3 separate regions of the Homo sapiens genome follow, and regions 2 and 3 are each linked to region 1. Evidence: chromatin contacts called from ENCODE Hi-C or POLR2A ChIA-PET data. All regions are on one chromosome and are shown on one strand. The core of a region is the stretch at or near the end of the contact, and the rest is flanking DNA. Distances in the headings are between cores, read along the strand shown.

The links. Hi-C counts contacts between places; a loop is a spot of excess contacts on that map. ChIA-PET counts read pairs that join two places held with the same protein, here RNA polymerase II (POLR2A). Pooled maps may share reads with other maps.
Region 2: a loop to region 1 is called in a map of CD8-positive, alpha-beta T cell, with 35 times the contacts of the local background. The contact joins the promoter of ALG6 here to the promoter of FGGY-DT in region 1. A Hi-C loop is called at or near these places in 3 of 168 maps with a recorded cell type or tissue (CD8-positive, alpha-beta T cell and naive thymus-derived CD4-positive, alpha-beta T cell), 1 of 37 single-sample maps with no recorded cell type and 9 of 50 pooled maps.
Region 3: a loop to region 1 is called in a map of CD8-positive, alpha-beta T cell, with 6 times the contacts of the local background. The contact joins the promoter of PGM1 here to the promoter of FGGY-DT in region 1. A Hi-C loop is called at or near these places in 1 of 168 maps with a recorded cell type or tissue (CD8-positive, alpha-beta T cell) and 7 of 50 pooled maps. POLR2A ChIA-PET finds 5 or more read pairs at or near these places in 1 of 52 experiments (activated CD4-positive, alpha-beta T cell).

Annotation. Positions count from the first base shown.
Region 1 is chr1:59,295,210-59,297,909 of GRCh38, reverse strand. FGGY-DT (FGGY divergent transcript) reads left to right here and starts at 1,360. Exons shown (of 2, transcript XR_001738089.2): 1 at 1,360-1,541; 2 at 2,146-2,700. FGGY (FGGY carbohydrate kinase domain containing) reads right to left here and starts at 816. Exons shown (of 16, transcript NM_018291.5): 1 at 760-816. RefSeq lists silencers at 775-864, 875-1,414.
Region 2 is chr1:63,366,179-63,368,878 of GRCh38, reverse strand. It overlaps ALG6 (ALG6 alpha-1,3-glucosyltransferase), which reads right to left and starts at 1,252. Exons shown (of 15, transcript NM_013339.4): 1 at 1,192-1,252. RefSeq lists enhancers at 683-792, 1,653-1,792 and a silencer at 973-1,452.
Region 3 is chr1:63,591,961-63,594,660 of GRCh38, reverse strand. PGM1 (phosphoglucomutase 1) reads right to left here and starts at 1,250. Exons shown (of 11, transcript NM_002633.3): 1 at 927-1,250. The coding sequence starts at 1,172. RefSeq lists enhancers at 214-273, 974-1,263 and a silencer at 634-933.

The DNA.
Region 1 (2,700 bases), core at 111-2,610:
TTTGTGTTAAGACACAGAAGTGCTTTAGTGGAAAACAGCCCATGATGAGGGAAATTCACCATTTTGCACCTTGTCAATTTTTTTTTTTTTTTTCTGAGACGCTCTGTCCCCCAGGCTGGAGTGCAGTGGCACGATCTCAGCTCACTGCAAGCTCCGCCTCCTGGGTTCACGCTATTCTCCTGCCTCAGCCTCCCGAGAAGCTGGGACTGCAGGCGCCCGCCACCACGCCCGGCTAATTTTTTGTATTTTTAGTAGAGACGGGGGTTTCACCGTGTTAGCCTGGATGGTCTCGATCTCCTGACCTCGTGATCCACCCGCCTTGGCCTCCCAAAGTGCTGGGATTACAGGCGTGAGCCACCGCGCCCGGCCCCTTGTCAATCTTTAAATAAAAAGGAAACGGCTAAAAATGAAAAGATATCCCTAGGCCTTTCTACTCAGGATAACTGTAACCAAACAGCATTATCTCATCTAAACTCAGCTGTGCCTCAAACATTATCACAAGTGCTGGAAGCGTTTAAATCTACAAGCAACACTAGCCTAAAAATGCCTTCGGTAGCCAGACGTGAATTAAAGGCTCCTCAAATGCCAGGAAAATGTCCTACAAGGGTAAGGGGAGGAGAGAAAGAGTACTGAATACAGATAAGTGGGCACTGATCGGAGAGGAAGCAGCACGGGTTCCAGACACCTAATAGGCAGCCTTGGGGATGCAGTCAAGGCCGACCCTTCCCTTCCCTTCCCTTAAGTGGCCGGACGCCTCACCCAGAAGAGGACACAGGGGACTCAACAACGTCTCGGGAACAACGGCCCGGCGGGTGTGAGACTAAGCGGCCAGGAGGAGGAAGGGGAGGAGGAGGCAGGGGAGGAGGAGGCAACGACTGCGGGAAAGGGGAAGGAAGGGCCGGGCCGGGTTGGAGAAGCCTCTTTCTGGGCGTGCGCGCTAAGAGCCTGCGCACCAGCAAAAGCCCCCAGCGCCCACGTGGGACTGAGAGGAGGGTCACTTACAGTACTTGTCCAATCTGAAATTACATTTTAGCTAGACGGATTCTGCACGTAGCCGCGCCGAACCCCACGGCGCCTGAGCAGGGCGGTCCCGGGGCGGCTACAGCCCCGCCTTGCGCGCGATCCCGCCCCCGCCGGCGCGGCCCCTGTAAAGCGCGGCCCCTGTAAAGCGCGGCCCCTGTAAAGCGCGGCCCCTGTAAAGCGCGGCCCCTGTAAAGCGCGGCCCCTGTAAAGCGCGGCCCCTGTAAAGCGCGGCCCCTGTAAAGCGCGGCCTGATTGGCCCTTTGAACCGGGCGTGGGATTGGCCGTCGCCTGCCCACCCCGCGGCTGCAGCGTTCCCTGGGGCCTAGCCAACCGCGGGCAGGGCTGGGCAAGGCGGGAGGAGCGCGGACCCAAGATCGGCTACGCTGCGTCTGCTCAGGCTGCGAGTTCCCGGCTCTGGGGACTCACCTTGCGGAGCTTACCCAGGCGGACTCTCCGCAGCCCCTGATGGGTGTGTGTGTCAGACCGTTTACTAAACACCAGGACTGTTGTAGGCGACTGTAAGAAATAAGAATATTGCATGGTTACAATTCTTGAATGCTTACCTTGTGTCTTGTTCCTTACTCTACAGAAATTTTCTAATCCCGTGGCGAACCCCCGTACTTCAACGTATGACATTCTGTAAATCTACAAAACAGATGGGTCCCTGCCTTTGAGAAGTTTTTACAATTTAGTGGGTACTGGACACGGACCTAATTTAATTCTCACATGCCTTCCCTTTCTAATAAGCTGCATGTTATGTATCCCTATTCTACAGATGTGGGGAATCCGAAATTTTTAGCTTTTACTGGGACACACAGCTAGCAAGCAACTAAAGCGAGAATTCCAACCTGAGCTCCAATCCGAACTATTTTCATAAAAGGCAGGATCCCAGGCTGAGGGAGTTCGAGGTTTGGGAGACAGTTTAGCAGTCGCTGAGTCCAAACATGTTGTTTTCCTAGAAAAGAAAACTGAGATCCAGGAAAGGGAAGTGATTTTCCAAAGACACACCTGTGAAAGGTAATAATTTCACTGAACGGATCTTAAGTGGCAGGTGCACTAAGATTGTCTGCTATCTTCACAACAACCCCGAAGTAAATAAGTGCTCTTATCTTGGTCTTACAGGTGAGGAGAACAGCCCAGTGAGGCTGAGGCCACACAATTAACCCCAGTCTTTGCACTACAACTCTACCAGGGATCCTGGTTTGGCTCATTTTCTTTCTTCTGCACCATGATTGTTCACCTTTTCATTACCAGCAACATACCCAAAGACCTAGCTATAGACTCGTTGGAATCTGTTACTTAGCAGCTGTGTGAATCAAGTGTTCAATAGGAATAATAAGATGTATTCATCTTACCTTTTCAGAACATTATGAAGAACAAATGTGGTAAGACATATGAAAATGCTTTGTAAAGTGTTAGATGCTTAATACACAGAAGACATTGCTTCCAGATCTGTTTCAACGTACCCCAAGAATGGAATAAGTGGAATATGCTGGTTTCATGCACTGTGGCAAGGGGGTCTCATCTTGGCTAGACTTGAATAAGTGGATTTGTTGCCTGGCCTCTGTGGATGGCTCTTTCTCTGGGCTTTTGTGTATTTGATTTTTTATTTGCTCCAGCAGCCGTGTTGAACCATGAAAGGACCTCAGGAATGAAACCCACACACAGCAAAGCAAC
Region 2 (2,700 bases), core at 3-2,502, 4.1 Mb before region 1:
AAATTAACAAGTTACAACTTATAATTTGCGTACAGTATTTTTCTATATGGTATATTCCAATTTAAAAAGCATAAAAGGGGCTGGGCGCAGTGGTTCACCCCTGTAATCCCAGCACTTTGGGAGGCCGAGGCAGGTGGATCACCTGAGGTCAGGAGTTCGAGACCAGCCTGGTCAACATGGTGAAACCCCATCTCTACTAAAAATACAAAAATTAGCTGGGCGTGGTGGTGCGTTCCTGTAATCCCAGCTACTCGTGAGGCTGAGGCAGGAAAATCGCTCGAACCCGGGAGGCAGAGGTTGCAGTGAGCCAAGATCGTGCCACTGCACTCCAGCCTGGGCGACAGAGCAAGACTCTGTCTCAATTAAAAAAAAAAAAAGTGTAAAAGGAAATTACTTGGATGTGTTGACTAAAGGCTCCCTGTGAGCAGGGATCCTCCTGTCTTAGTCGTTGCTCTCTGTTCCCCACTTGTAGAACAGTGTTAGCAGAAGGCAGGTACCCAAGAAGTATTTGCTGAATGGAGCTGTGTGCGTCTGTGTGTACGAAGCGGGGAGGTACCCTAATTTTACTGAGCCCTGTGTGGTTAAAGATATTATGCGAGGCTTTTAACGACTCTCTTCTGCTTAAACCAGAAAAAGGGTTATTTGCGACTTTTTCCACCTGTAAATCAGAAAACAGTAATTTTCTAACCCATCCACTGGCCACGAAGTTGCTAGGCAGGCAGTAGATGCGCTTTTCGTCCTCCTTTGCCCTGACGGTGCATCTCGACAAATGCCAAGCCCGCCGTCCCCATCCCAGAACCGACTTTGCTCCTTTTAGTCTGAAAGGTCCTTCCACCGCAGTGGACACAACACCGGGGAGTGCAGCTATCCCGGGCGTGTATATGGGGCGAAAGGGATCCCTTCTCGCGTTTCTCCGCCCCTCCTCTTGAGGGCCAGGCCCTCAGAACCGCAAGGACAAGGGTGCCAGGACCGCCCCAGCCTGCAAGTGCCACCACTATCACCGCGTCCCCTCACCCGACCCACAAGCGACCCTGCAGGAAGGGCTGGGGAGGCCTCGCGTCGCGTCCCTGGGAGTGGAGCGGAGCTGGGAGACGGGTCGCCAGCTCTGCGCCGGCTCGTGGCGCGTCCGAGCCCCCGGCACCTCCCCACACTGGCCTGGGGTCCGGAACCTCCGGGATCCCATGCTCTTACCCCGCCGCCCGCCGGCCGCTGGGATTCGCGCCTGCCGTGGGTCCCAGGAAGGCGCATGCGCGCTCGCCCCCGCGGCGGACTGCCCCTCCGGCCTTCCGCCTCCGTGTGCCCGCGCACCACCCGCGCGCCCGGTGCGGGAGCGAGCCCGTCGAGCGTGAGGGGAGGGGCGGGCAACCTGGCCTGGACAGGAGGCGGCCGGCTTAGGAGGCGGGGCAAGAGCCGATGGAACCCGAGAGGTCCCCAGCCCCGGGTTAGGCTAGGGGCAGGTGGAAAGCCCCTTGCTCTTCTTTCCTGGGATCGTGGCCAAGGCCGGAGCGGCTGCTTAGCCAACGGATTCCTGTCAGGGGCGGGCCCTGGCTTGCTGCACTGAGCAGAGAGCCTTGGCCGGTCCTCACCACCTCTGGGCCTGTGCCCTCGAGGAGCCAGAAAGCCAACCTGCTTCACTTTCTTCTAGCCACATGCCTGCGAAGAAGAAGACTGGGCAGCCCCCTAAAGTAAGAAACATTGAACATCCAACCATTTGCGAGAGCCTGTGCGTTGTGCAAAAGGACAGCCCTGCCCTCGAGTAGCCACTACACGTGCCCCAGCGGGCAGCTTGAATCACCTGGTCCCAAACTTGCCAAAAATACCTATCTAGTAAGTTAGTAAGACCTGCACACTTTTCCTTTTGCATTGATCCCTTCCTTTCCAGTTCCACTATTTCCATCTCAGTCTAGGCTTCTGTCCAATCACGCATGGACGGCTGTGATGATTTTTACTTGCCTTCCTTTGTTCAGAGAGTGCCCTCATTCCCCACTTCTGAATCTTGCCATTCTACGTAAGCCAACCCCTATAATTTGTAAGTGTTAGCAAATATTTGGCTAGGACTATGGCTTTCTACTGAGTCTGAATAACTTCTCTCTGGGCCTCAGTTTCTTCAACTGTGAAAGAAATCAGTAGGGCTAGGTGAACTTCCAGGTCTAAAATATGATTATATCTAAAAGACCATCAGCACTGGGAATATGGAGAAATATGGCAGGTCCCTGCCCTCAAGGCATTTAATTCTCATTGGAAAGACATTTTTATGCATAAAAGGATAAAAAGCTATAGAAGGAAACACATACTAAATGTTACATTACTTACATATGCACTAAGCACTGTAGGAGTTAGGAGAAGAGGGTTCACTGTAAACTGCAAACCATCAGGAAATGCTTTTCCTGGAGGAGTCAGCTGAGCTTTGAAGGAAAGCCTGGCTGGATAAGCCCAGAGAATGAGAGTAAGAATCTAGACAAAGGAAATGGTTCAAGCCAAATATTGTGGCAGCTGAAAAGTGTAGAACATTTCCTCTAGTTTAGGTGGTGGGTGATGAAGCTGGAAAGGACTGGTAATTGTAGAGAGCCTTGAATACCAGGCTATGGTGTCTGGAATGTATCCAGTGATCAGTAAGGGGCTATTAAATGACTTTTAGCAGGGAGTCAAGTATACAGTACAGTTACAGTGTTAGAGAAAACTTAAAGTGGTGAAAATGGA
Region 3 (2,700 bases), core at 1-2,500, 4.3 Mb before region 1:
CCCACATTTCCATATATCAGATTTACTGAAAAACTTTTTTTTTTTAATTTCCCCTATCCGAGTGGACCCGCCCAATCAAGTCAGTTAACTTTCCTTGGCCGGGGGCGGAACCAAGGTGTTGCGGTAATTTCCTGGCCTGCCACGACTGCTTGCTTGCGTAAGGGCGTCTTTGGGTATGTTGCCATTCTAATGAAAATTCAGCTCCAGCCCCGTCGGTGGAACAGATCCCGGGCACCACTGGGCAGAGACTAGATGTTTCAAACGCCTGCCCCCCAGCAAGCAGGCCGCGCAAAGGGCAGGAGTTCGGAACCAAGGCAAACTAGGGGGCGGGGAGAAAAGATTGGCACCCGCCTGCTGAGATCTGCCAACCTGACGCCCCAGGGGGATGGGTGCTCTCGCCACCCTTGCCCCACAGTGTCGGGCTCCGAGCCAGCGGGAAGCGCCAGTCCTAGCCGAGAATAGCAGAGGAGCGGGCGGGATGCGAGGGGGCTCTGGGCGAGGCGGCGGCAGTCTAACCTTTCCTGCTTAAGGCGACAGCACTCTGCGCCGTAATCGTATCTTCCAAGGCTGCAAGGTTAGGGCAAATGTCAGACGCCTCGGGAGGGGCGGGGGACGGGGAGAGGGAAGGCAGCGGCTAGAGACGGAGAGTCGGGCGTGACCTTGGGAGGCTCCGCGCCCGCACCTCCCGGCGCCCCGGGAGTCAGGCGAGCAGGTCTGCCGGGTCCCGTGGCCACTTTCCCCAGCCCGGCGACCTCCGTCGGGCCTCCAGGCCAGAAGAGCGAGCGCGAAGGAGAGGGAGGAGCGGGAGGTGGAAACCGAGGCGGCAGCGCGCGGAAGCGGCCGGCCCCGAGCGAGGGAGGGCGCCGCGGGCCGCACGTCGCACACGCGCCAGGGTGCACAGCGGCGCGGGGCCGCGCATCCCTTACCCCGTTGGCGGCAGCGATGCGAGCGATGAGCTGGATGGCCTCCTTCATGTAGAACCGGCCGTCCCCGCCCACCACCAGCGTGGCCTCCTGCCGCTGCGCCGGCTCCACGGTGGAGATGATACTCTGGATGAAGTTCTCCGCGTAGTTGGCGCTGCTCTGGAACACCTTCACCCGCTTCCGCAGCCCGCTCGTGCCCGGCTTCTGGTCCTGGTACGCCTGGGTCTTAACTGTCACGATCTTCACCATGGTGGCGACTTGCTGCCGGGGGTCAGAGCGGCGGACTTGGCTGGCGGAGGGGCGGCCGGCTGAGGCTGCAGCTGCTCTGGGGTGAGGGCACGGCGGGTGGGGGCTACGCCGCACTCTAGGCCGGCGTTTGGCCCTCCTCCTTAAAGGGACAGGGGACAGGGCCCTCCCTCCGCGCCAGCCCACCTCCTGGCAGGTCCGGCGGGAGGGGAAAGGGGAGCGCCGGTCTCTAGGCCTCCTGTGAAATGGGTGGAGCCTTACTGATTTACTCTCCCCTTCGGAATCCTATCCACTGTAAAAAGAGGCCCGCAACTCCTCCTCTAAGTGTTGGGGCAGAGGTTGGGGTAGGAACCCGGTCATAGGGCAAGGACGTGAGGCAGGGTGGAAAAAAGTACAGGGTAGAATGATTTCCAGTGGTTTGGCGAATGCATCGTGTGTAAATAGCTTTCTGGAAACCTGTTGGGAGGGTCAGAAGTGCCAGCCCCAGCTCGATTTCATGAGTCGTAATTCTTTCTATTTCTCCCTAAATGTGAGGGCATTTGAGTTCCGTAAAGGAGTCGACTCCAAATGTTTCCTGCTGCACCACACACTTGACTACCATTGGTGACGGTGACTTAGCTATGACTTGCTGAGTGTAGCGTTTCTAAACCTTACTAAACTCTGGGTTTTATTTTTCCCCTTTTTATGCTTACAAAACTGAAATTCAAAGAATAAAATGCCTTGTCTCATTGCCACACAGCTAAGTCCATGCGGGAGGCCAATTCAGGTGGTCTGGCTCCAAAACCAGGGCTCTTCCCATGATTTGCCCGCTGTGACACCAGGTTGGCAACTAGGAAATGTACAAGCAGGACTTGACAAATGTAGGAGCAAATATATGGTAAGGATAAGTATGAACACCATCAAAATTAGCCAGTTACTCATGTAATAGAAATAAAGTGAGGAGATCAACAAACAAGGACTGACATGGCTGGAAAAGTTTCACGGGGGATAGCAAGGTCAACCAAGGGGATTTGATTATTAAGTAGGAATCTTCAGTCTTTCTTGCTTTTCGGTTTAGTATCTCCCTTAATTTGATGAGAGTGATTGTCTCCTCTGTTCAAGAAACCTGTCATTTTGGTAAAGTGGCAAAAAACTTGGCTTTACAAGGTGTGTGCTCTTGGGAAAGTTAGTTAATGTCCGTGGGCATCAATTTCCTTACTGTAAAATAAACATATCACCTACTTTGGAATATTTTTGCAAGATTTAATGGGGTTTTGTATGTCAGAAATTCTCAGTCATGGATACACAGTAGAATCCTACTGTGACCCATGCTCACAGTAGAATTACTTGAGGTGGTTTCTAAATGACCCAGTCCAAACAAATTCAATCATAATCAGCTGTTAGAAGTAAATCATCTAGCCTGGTGCCTGAAACATAGAGGCCTTCAAAAATATTAGCTCCCCTTCCCCAATTCCAAAACCAGAGCATATCATTCACCTGTGAATTATATTCTTTTGGTAGTTAATTGGTATGTCTTGATCAAGCAGGGAGG